Linked DNA regions of Homo sapiens: region 2 is linked to region 1. Evidence: read pairs that join two places in POLR2A ChIA-PET (ENCODE). Cell type or tissue: B cell. All regions are shown on one strand. Links, peaks and the distances in the headings refer to the core of each region. The heading gives the core; the rest is flanking DNA.

Region 1 (5,367 bases), core at 292-5,291:
ACGTCCCCTGGCTTTTCCTTGGCAAGAGGTGTGGGGATGTGGGTGTGTGAGGGGGTGTAGGTGTGTGCAGGACAAGTCAGTTCTGAGTGCATCCTGGTGGGCTCTGCAGGGATGCTGTGGCCATCCCATGCCTCAGCTGAGCAGGACAGCTGCCCTTGCTCCTGCCTTCACATCGCAGGGGAGAAGCTCCAAAAACAGCCCACTCTGCTCCCACCAGACCCACGTCTTGGAGCAACCACTGGAGCTTCGCTTTCATTCCCGGAGCGCTGTCCTCGGCCTTGCTGTCTCGGCCTTGCTGTCTCGGCCTTGCTGTCTCGGCTTTGCTGTCCTCGGCCTTGCTATCAGCACTTTCCTAGAGGCCGGAGGGGTGGCACGAGGGAGTGAAGACCCTTGCTCAGCTCCCGTCCCCTTTGGCAGGGACGCCACCGTTGCTGGGACATGAGGCCTTGTTGGAATCTGCAGAGCAGGTCTGGCCATAGCTAAAAGGCTCTACCCCAGCCAGAGGCGGCAGGTGATGGGGACACCATGGGCTGGGCAGCCTAGTGTGCCTGGAGCTTTGACGAGTCTCCCGCCTGGCGGGCCCTTGTGGGTGGGTGGGTGTGGACACTCTGTGAGTGGAGGGTCCCATCAGTGGCCCTGGCCCTCCCTAAGAGGACTCTGTGGTGACAGCCCTCCCATTGCCTGGCAGGGACTTTGGCCTCTGGGGGGAAGGTAATGTGCTCAAAGTCTGAGGAACCTTCGGGCAGACCCCCTTCCCGGAGGGAGGTCAACCTAAAACTTGTGCAACTTGACATATGGAGGTGTGGTTTTTTTTTTTCCAAAAAATGTCTCCCAGGGGCTCATTTACCAACACCTCACATCCAAATGCTAGAAGTGGCCATCTGCCAGCCACCGCTGCCTGGGCCCGGCCTTCCTGGGGGCCGCTGTTCCCCAAAAGGGTTCTGTGCACCATTCACCCAGCTCCAGCCTGCCCAACCTCTCCTGTGCCCCCGGAGGGTCACTGGAAGAAATCCTCTGACCTGGGACTAGAGCTTGGGCTGCAGGGAGGAGGGCAGGCATGAAGTGCCCGGCCCCTGCACCTCTGATCAAGGCCCTTCCTGACAGCCTGGGAACCTGTCTGGTGGCTCCTGGCGATGCCCAGTTCACGGCAGGTGCCTGGCTGAGAGTGCCGGGGGCCCAAGCTCTCACTCCTAATAAGTGTGCCTTGGGGGCTCATAAACAAGTCCAAACGAGAACCCGAGGACCCTGGCTGAGGACCCTGGCCTGAGGGGACTCACGGGCATGTTCACCATGGCCTCCAGGGTCCCACACACTCACTTTCCTTCTGCCCTCTTCTCTGAGTGAGGCCAACCCCAGGAGGGTGGGAACGGGTCTCTCTCGGTAAAAAGAATCAGAGTTGATGCCGGGGATTAGGAAGAGAGACCATGTCCCTCCTGTGGGGGGATCTGCCCCTCCTCCAGGACGTGGTGTGGGGGTCACAGCAGCCCTTGGAGGTGCTTTCCAGGGGGACACTGCCTGGGGCCTTGTGTCCACTGTGACACTCCGGCCGACCCTATGAGGATGTCCCAGTTCCTTCTGTACGGCGAGGGGCCCTGGCACAGTGAGGCTGAGCCAGGCCCTGGTCCACCACTGCCCCTGCCGGTGACCGCTGTGGATTGGGGTCATGGCCGCCGGGAGGAAGGCGGTGGGGACAGTGTCAGCACCCGGGCACGGGCCGTGGGCACCGTGGCCCCAGCAGCACCTTGGCTCCTGCCAGCGGCCGGCTGTGAGTCGCAATGTATTTTGTGCCTTCCCTGAGTTTGTTTTCTCTGGAAAGCGGGAGTAACAGCAGCATTCACCTCGGGTGGGCGTCGTGGGAGTTTGAGGGGATCACACTCAGGGGAGTGCGTTGTGTACGCGGACTGCTGCCTGGACAGGGACAGCCGTGGCCATCTGGGTTCTTGTGGTACCCTCTGGAAGAGGGGCCGAGGTGGCTGGGGCGCCAGCCCTTCCTGCTCCCATCTGAGAGCCCCGGGTGTGATGAGGACTGTCAGGGCGGCCACCATCCAGCTCTGAGAGGGGGGCACAGGGGAGGGCCCAGGAGGAGGATTAAGCCAGAAAGACCAATCTCATGGGGAAATGACGGAGTGGAAGCTGGACAGCTCCCTCACACCTGTGCGCACAGTTGGCCTGCAAACAGCCTTTCTCCGCTTCCTCTTTTGCCTTTCGAGATCAAAAGAACAGCTGGCCTGGGCTTGCTGCTGGGATGCGGGTGGGGCTCTGGGGGGCAATTAGCAAGGCTTTGAAAAGGGTCTTGAATGGACAGGGATGCCCATAATCGGGAAGCAACTTCAGTGGAAAATAAAACCTCCCGGGTAGCTTGCCAAGCAGAAGCAGGAGATGAAGGTCGTTTTGTGTGCACGCCATGGCTCCCAGCCTGGGGGTCCAAGGCCAGTGTGCCAGAAACTGCCTGGAAACTGCAAACACAATGGGACCCACCAGGGAGGACACCCCCTCTCCAGGGCCAAGGGCCAGCAGGGAAGTCCCAACTGCAGTAAGGTTTCCAGTGGGGCCTGCTCCAGAGGAAAAGGGAGACCCTCCCTGATCTGAAGGTTCAAGTTCATTGCCAGGAAGCCGCCCCCCTCAACCCGCCTGAGCTTGTGGGGACCCTCCCAAGGCAGCCATGGGGGCCTCTCACACCGGCCCCAAAACAGCGTCAGGAAGGAGCTACTGAAATCAGGCGGGTCTCCAGGGAGGAGACGCCCTGGCCACTGGGCCTTTGCCAGATGCTATTGCTTTGAAAATGGCCCAGACTCAATCTGAGAAGTGTCACTGGCTTCACCAAGAGGAAGGTGACCCACGTCTCCAGGCTCTAGTTGAATCATTTCTGGAAACTGGGTGAATGCTCCTTATAAATGAGCAAAATCTGAAATCCTAAATTAAGTTATTCTTAAAAGAACACTGCCACATCAATTTCTGATACAGTTATTCATTGCTCAATAACAAACGACTCCAGAACAGATTGACTTGGGGGTTCTCCTGCTTCCACAGTGCCACTGGGTGCAGGGATGGTTGGAAGGTCCCAAATGGCCTCACTCCTACAGCAGCTCAGCTGGGCTGCTGGTGGGAGGCCTGGTCCTCCACTGACTGGGCCTCTCCATGTGGCTGCTTGGACTCCCTCACAGTATGGCAGCCAGGTTCCCATCTGCAGGAAGTGGAAGCCTAGTTTTCTTAAGATCTGGGTGTGGAAATCTCAGGATGTCACTTCTGCTGCATTGTTTTAGTCAAAGCCATTAATGGGGAATCCAGGATCAGGGATTTACACTCTGTCTCTCGGTGTGAGGGGCAGTATGCAGTTGTGCTGGGGAGGGAGAATTGGTAGGGCCATCTTTGATGACCACGATACTATAAGCCTGTGTTCATGCAGAACCACCTTGCCACACTGCCCAGGGCCAGTGTGCAAAGACAAAGGTAAGTGTGTTGGGAGAGTCTTAGAGACAGGTGCCGAGTGCAAACCTGCCTCTCGGTGCTCAGGTACCTGGGCCCCTGCCAGGTGAGATGGCAGACTGTGCCCTGCTGTCCTTCAGAGGCTTCTGGGCCTTTCCCTCTCTCTGTACCATCTCTATCCATCTCATGGGCCTAGGATCTGTAGAGCTGGGACCTTCTCCATCACCACTGCTGTGGGAGCTCCTTCCCACCAGACAGGCTCCCAGAAAGCCCTGGCAAGGCTGATCAGTTGGTGGGAATCCACCTGCAGGTCCAGAAGGGGGACACCAAAGTCAAGCCCTATTGATTTTTGCCTCTATCTGTAAGCTGCAGAGTGGAGCACCCTGCCCTCTCCACCCCATGTGGAAACCCTCCCATCATTTCACCTCCCTCCCCACCCCAAGCTCCAAACAAATCCTGTGCCTTGGTCTACGATGAGGAGGGGGGAGGAGTATTTAATTTGGTAATAAACTTGGATCAGGTCCTGCTCCTGAAAACAGAGCCTGCCTCCATCTGCACTTGGCCATATACACCCAGCCTTAGGATTTGGGGGCCCAGCTCAGGAGGGAAGGGGATAGGCAGCCCCTGAGCCCTGGTGAGACACTCATGGTGTGGCCATCTAGAGAGGGTGCTCGCCGAAGTCTAGGGTCCAGAGTGTAAATGAGCAGTCACTAAGGTTTAGAACAGTATCTAGACCTTGGAAATGTATGCAGCATTCAGCAACAAGCCATTTAACTTCCAGAGATTGACCTCTAAGCAAAATATTGGAGCTGTGTGCAAAGACCTCTTGTATACAGTGATATTCTGGGTGACATTTGACATTCTTTCTGCAAATGCCTGAGTCATGCCCAGTTCATGCTTGTGAGGGGCACAAAACAGTGAACAAAGTCAACAGCTGTGTGCCTGTCCCGGGACAGAGAGCTCGTGTTATTTGCTTTTGCAAATGATTAGATAAAATAGATTTGACGAAGATAGAGCGCGCACAGCCAGCCCTCCCCTGCCCCAGCCTATTGAACGCTTGCATTTTCTCCAGACCTCAGCCCAGACATCACATGGGTGGGCACTCTCCCTGACCTAACACGGCTTATACTCGGGACTCTGTGTAGTCTCGCCCACAGCACTCCTGGTCTGTGATCAACGTGTTCATCTGTGGACCAGCTCTAAGTCCCATGGAGCAGGACCAAGTCTCGGTGACTCCAGCCCCACCCCTAGCATTGTGCCCGCCAGGTTCCGCAGCAGATGCACGGGTGCGGCCATGGAGTGGACACGCGCTTAAGTAAGCCCTGTGGGACTGGGCCCTGGGGCTGTTTACCCACGTGCTGCCTTATTCAGCAATTTTAAAGGAGCTGTAGGAAAATACGTGTGAGAAATGCTCATAAGATCATATCAAGGGACACAAGCCCATTATAAAACAGCAGGTACAATTTGATCGCAAGCAAAATAATATCAGTAGTATCTGTGCATTACAGAACAGACTCATATCCTGCTTCTGGGAATGTAAAATGACACCTCCTGTGGGTGCACTGGGAAGGGAAGGATGGTAGGCCAGGCTTTGGCAGTTTCTTTAAAAACTAAGTCTATTACCATGACCCAGCAATTGTACTCTTGGGCATTTATCCCTAGGAAATAAAAACTTCTGATCACACCGAAAAGGGCACACGAGTGTTCATGCATCTTTATTTATAACAGCCCCAAACCGGACACAGCCAACCCAGATGTCCTTCACCAGGTGACCGGCTAAACACACCGTGGTGTCTGGAATACAGCGGTAGGAAGAGGTGAGCTACTGCACACACCCACCTGCCCGATGTCACGGGCATTGCACTAAGCAAAAAGGCCAGTCCCAAAAGGTCACGTTCTGCCTGATTCTGTATATACCACTGTCTCGAAATGACCAAGTGT
Region 2 (5,367 bases), core at 311-5,310, 420 kb before region 1:
GGAAACGTGAAACTTCAATCAAATACATTTAAGAAATACATTGGTTTTGGGCTGGGCATGGTGGCTTACACTTGTAATCCCAGCACTTTGGGAGGCCAAGGTGGGCGAATCACCTGAGGTTGGGAGTTCAAGACCAGCCTGGCCAACGTGGCAAAACCCTGTCTCTACTAAAAATACAAAAATTAGCTGGGCATGGTGGTGTGTGCTTGTAATCCCGACAACTCAGGAGGCTAAGGCAGGAGAATCACTTGAACCCAGGAGGCAGACGTTGCAGTGAGTCGAGATCACACCACTGGACTCCAGCCTGGGCGACAGAGCAAGACTCCATCTCAAAAAAAAAAAATTGGTTTTGCCAGGAATGGTGGCTCATGCCTGTAATCCCAGCACTTTGGGAGGCCAAGGCAGGAGGATCACAAGGTCAGGAGTTCAAAACCAGCCTGGCCAATATGGTGAAACCCTGTCTCTACTAAAAATATAAAAATTAGCCAGGCATGATGGCGGGCACCTGTAGTCCCAGCTACTCAGGAGGCTGAGGTAGGAGAATCACTTGAACCTAGGAGGAGGAGATTGCAGTGAGCCAAGATCGCGCAACTGCACTCCAGCCTGGGTGACAGAGCGAGACTCTGTCTCAAAAAAAAAATACATTGGTTTTGTCCAGAAATGTGAGACAACTTGAAGGGGGTTGGGGGGATTTCCAGCTTATAAGTAGATTTAAAAATTTTCTGGTTGACAGAGTAGACACGGTGGCTCATGCCCGTAATCCCAGCACTTTGGGAGGCCGAGATGGGCGGATCACAAGGTCAGGAGATCGAGACCATCCTGGCTAACATGTGAAACCCCATCTCTACTAAAAATACAAAAAAATTAGCCTGGCGCCTGTAGTCCCAGCTACTCGGAGGCTGAGGCAGGAGAATGGCGTGAACCAGGAGGCGGAGCTTGCAGTGAGCCGAGATCACGCCACTGCATTCCAGCCTGGGCGACAGAGTGAGACTCCCTCTCAAAAAAAAAAAAAAAAAAAAAAATTTCTGGTTGACAATTGGTTGAGTTTATTTAAAGACCTGGGACTGGCCGGGCGCGGTGGCTCACACCTGTAATCCCAGCACTTTGGGAGGCTGAGGTGGGCGAATCAAGAGGTCGGGAGATCGAGACCATCCTGGCTAACACGGTGAAACCCCATCTCTACTAAAAATACAAAAAATTAGCTGGGCGTGGTGGCGGGAGCCTGTAGTCTCAGCTACTTGGGAGGCTGAGGCAGGAGAATGGCGAACCCGGGAGGCGGAGCTTGCAGTGAGCCGAGATCACGCCACTGCACTCCAGCCTGGGTGACAGAGCGAGACTCCGCCTCAAAAAAAAAAAAGAAAAAAAGACCTGGGATCAATAGAAAGGAACGTCTGTTAAGATCAACGATTGTAGAGACTGAAGCTCTTACTTTCAAAGGAAGCCTTCAGGTAGCAGGCTTTAGAGAGAATGGGTTGTCAAATGTTTCTTATCAGACTTGAAGTCTGCATTGATGTTAATGCTGGAGAGGTAGAATAAGGCACATCCCATCCCCACTTCCCATCATGGCCTGAACCAGTCTCTCAGGTTAAATTTTCAGAGTTCCCTGGCTGAGGAGGAAGTCCATTCAGATGGTTGGGGGGCCTCAGAATTTTATTTTTGTTTTACATGACCATGGTTATGGTGACCACACGTCATGTTATCAATACTTTTTTTAAAAGCTTGCTTTTGCCTGGCACGGTGGCTCATGCCTATAATCCCAGCACTTTGGGAGGCTGAGATGTGCAGAGCACGAGGTCAGGAGTTTGAGACCAGCCTGGCCAACATGGTGAAACCCCATCTCTACTAAAGATACAAAAAATTAGCTGTGTGTGGTGGCACGTGCCTGTAATCCCAGCTACCTGGGAGGCCGAGGCAGGAGAATTGGTTGAACCGGGGAGGCAGAGGTTGCAGTGAGCTGAGATGGTGCCATTGCACTCCAGCCTGGGGCAACAGGGCGAGACTCCATCTCAAAAAAAAAAAAAAAAAAAGCTTGCTTTCAGCCAGTGGTAGTAGTTCATGGCTGCAATCCTAGAACTTTGGGTGGCTGAGGCAGGAGGACCGCTTGAGCCCAGGAATTTAAGACCAGCCTGGGCAATATAGTGAGACCCCATCTCTGCTAAAAAAAAAAAAAAAAAATTAGCCAGGCGTGGTGGCACGTGCCTGTGGATCCAGCTACTTGGGAGGCTGATGCAGGAGAATCACTTGAGCCCAGAAGATTGAGGCTGCAGTGAGCCATCATTGTGCCATTGTACTCCAGCCTGGGTAACAGAGCAAGAACCTGTCTCAAAAAATAAAATAAAATACAAAACAAAATAGAAGGCTTTCCATTTGGACACAGGAATGGATATGTTACCAACCATGAGTTCTTGGGCTCTCAATGCAATGGAAATTGACATGGGGCCAAAAGAGTTTTCCCAGACAAGGCTTCATTGGAGCTTATGTCCAGGCATAAGGGAGGCGGCCCAAGGGAGAGAGAGTCCCTGACTGAGTCCTGGAAAGGAGTTGGTTAGGACTTTTTGTCAGGCAAAGGGTGGAAACTGATATCAGGGTAGGGTGTGCAGGCTGGGCTGGGGAAGGCCTCCGAGGACTGGGACAGGCTGATCAGCACTTCTGGTTGCGACGGTTATTTTGAGTCATGGGCCAGCTAGCTGGCTGGCTGGGGCAGCGAGGCTGTAAATCTGTTGCTCAGCATTCCTTTCCAAGGTGGGGACATTCTACAACCTTGGTTGATATTCTGGATCTTTTAAGGCCAGTTCCTGAAATTCTTTAAGTAAAAGGCCTGGTTAAATATTACAAGAGCACAGAAGAGCACTATAAACGGCTGTTTTCCTTGTATGACCAAAGTCTCAGGGTTAGCGAGTTTGGTGTCAAGCCAGGTAGTGGCGTGGGGTGTGTGATCCGTGGAAGGCATGAGAGAATGCTCTAGTGGGGGGTTAACCGAGCCAGCCCGTCCCTACTCTGTCTCAGGTATGACTGTGTAAATAAATGTCCGTCCACACCCTGGCGGCAAATGAAATGCCCTTGCCAGCAGACCATGCCCAGAGGTTGTTTGAGCAACTGCCTCCCAGCACCACAGGGTTCCTTAATTACCATAAAGGATGTTAAAAGTCATTCAGGATTTGTGTTTGGCCAGAAGTTTGAGCGGTGTCTCTTTTTTTTTTCTTTCTTTCTTTTTTTTTTTTTTTTTGAGACGGAGTTTCGCTCTTGTTGGGCAGAGGCTGGAGTGCAATGGCGTGATCTCGGCTCACCGCAACCCTCGCCTCCCGGGTTCAAGTGATTCTCCTGCCTCAACCTTCTGAGTAGCCGGGATTATAGGCATGTGCCACCACGCCCAGCTAATTTTTTTTTTGTATTTTTGGTAGAGATGGGGTCTCCGTGTTGGTCAGACTGATCTTGAACTCCCGACCTCAGGTGACCCACCTGCCTCGGCCTCTCAAAGTGCTGGGATTATAGGTGTGAGCCACTGTGCCCGACCCTGAGCGGTGTCTTAGTTAGCGGGGGATGCTTTAACAAAATGCACAAAGTAACAAAAGAGCCAAGCCATGAAAGAGAAAGCAACAGGAGAAGCAAGGAAAGCACAGATTTACTGAAGACATTTCAGAGTGGGAGCAGGCTCAAGCAAGCGGCTCAGGTGCCTCTTCTTTTGGGTTTTTGTTTTGTTTTGTTTTTTGAGACCGAGTCTCTGTCGCCCAGGCTGGAGTGCCAGTGGTACGATCTCGGCTCACTGCAAGCTCCGCCTCCCGGGTTCACGCCATTCTCCTGCCTCAGCCTCCCGAGTAGCTGAGACTATAGGCACCCACTGCCACGCCTGGCTAATTTTTTTGTATTTTCAGTAGAGATGGGGTTTCACCGTGTTAGCCAGGATGATCTCGATCTCCTGACCTCGTGATCCGCCCGCCTCGGCCTCCCAAAGTGCTGGGATTACAGGCGTGAGCATGAATTTCTTCTTTACATGTAGCTTCCAGTACCCAGATCACATGATTTTTGATGGAAGTCCAGTGTGATCCGTATTCTTGTTCCTCTATAGGAAGGTACTTTCCCTCCGACATCTTTCAAGATATTCTGTCTCTGGTTTCCTGCAGTTTGAATACGACATGCCAAAGTTCCTATTTTTTGGCATTTGTTGTACTTAGTGTTCTCTAAGCTTCCTAGATCTGTGGTTTGGTGTCTGACACCAATTTTGAAAAATGAGAAGCCATTATTACTTCAAATATTTCTTCTATCCCTTTCTCCCTCTCCTCTTCTGGTATTGCCATTATGAGTGTGTAAATTACCTTCTATAATTGTCCCGTAGTTCTAGGATATTCTGTTCAGTTATTTTTACTCTTTTTTCTCCTTGCATTTCAGTTGGGGAAGTCTATGGACATGTCCTCAGCTTGCAGATTCTCTCCTGGGCTGTGTCCAGTCCACTGACGTCCGAGGCACAATCCCCCGTGTGACCCTGCCTGGCGGCGGCCTCTTGTTAGAGCTGTAAGTCACACAGGCTTCTGCCTGTCCTCTAGCTGAGTGTCACTGTATTGCGTCCCACCACCAAAAGAATCTTTAGATCTTATAAAACATCAATACACAGGCTTCTGCCTCTCCTCTAGCTGAGTGTCACTGTATTGCGTCCCACCACCAAAGGAATCTTTAAATCGTACAAAACATCAATAAAGGATTTGAGTCCTAAATATACAAGGATTTCTTTCTTTCTTTCCTCTCTTTCTTTCTCTCTCTCTTTCTTTCCTTCTCTCTTTTCTTTCTTTCCCTTCCTTCCTTTGTTTTCTCTCCTCTGTTTCTCCCTTTCTCTCTTTCTCTTTCGTCTTGCTGTTGCCCAGGCTGGAGTGCAGTGGCGTGATCTTGGCCCACTGACACCTCCACTTCCCAGGTTCAAGTGATTCTCCTGCCTCGGCCTCCCGAGTAGCTGGGATTACAGGCGCCTGCCACCACACCCGGCTAATTTTTGTATTTTTAGTAGAGATGGGGTTTTATCATGTTGGCCAGGCTGGTCTCGAACTCCTGACCTCAAGTAATCCGCCCGCCTCAGCCTCCCAAAGTGCTGGGATTACAGGCATGAGCCACTGCGCCCAGCCTTTTTTCCTTTTTTTTTTTTTAAATAGGGTCTTGCTCTACCACCCAGGCTGGAGTGCAGTACAGTAGCACACATCAGCTCACTGCAACCTCTGTCCCCTGGGCTAAAGTGATCCTCCCGCCTTAGCCTCCTGAGTAGCGGGTACTACAGGCGTGTGTCACCATGCCGGGCTAATTTTTGTACTCTTTTTTTATTTTGTAGAGAAGAGGTCTCACCATGTCGCCCAAGCTGGTCTCAAACTCCTGAGCTCAAGTGAT

Evidence for each region. ChIA-PET counts read pairs that join two places held together with the same protein. Peaks named below come from ENCODE experiments on the same cell type or tissue, not always from the same donor. Only the 100,000 strongest peaks of a DNase experiment are listed, where the experiment ranks them.
Region 2: POLR2A ChIA-PET joins it to region 1 with 7 read pairs; 4 of 35 experiments call an interaction of 5 or more read pairs at or near these places.

What each region holds. Positions count from the first base shown.
Region 1 is chr21:43,287,429-43,292,795 of GRCh38, reverse strand. No RefSeq gene overlaps it. Among named protein-coding and RNA genes, the nearest start is that of LINC00322, 42 kb to the left of the region's middle. RefSeq lists a silencer at 2,033-2,327. In B cell, for the core only: no CTCF peak of the experiment used is centred there; a DNase peak (open chromatin) is centred at 2,175; H3K27me3 peaks cover 659 bases.
Region 2 is chr21:43,710,058-43,715,424 of GRCh38, reverse strand. It overlaps LOC124905031 (a long non-coding RNA gene), which reads left to right and starts at 3,150. Exons shown (of 2, transcript XR_007067895.1): 1 at 3,150-4,070; 2 at 4,387-4,709. RefSeq lists enhancers at 2,716-3,337, 3,403-4,284. In B cell, for the core only: no CTCF peak of the experiment used is centred there; no DNase peak of the experiment used is centred there; H3K27me3 peaks cover 245 bases.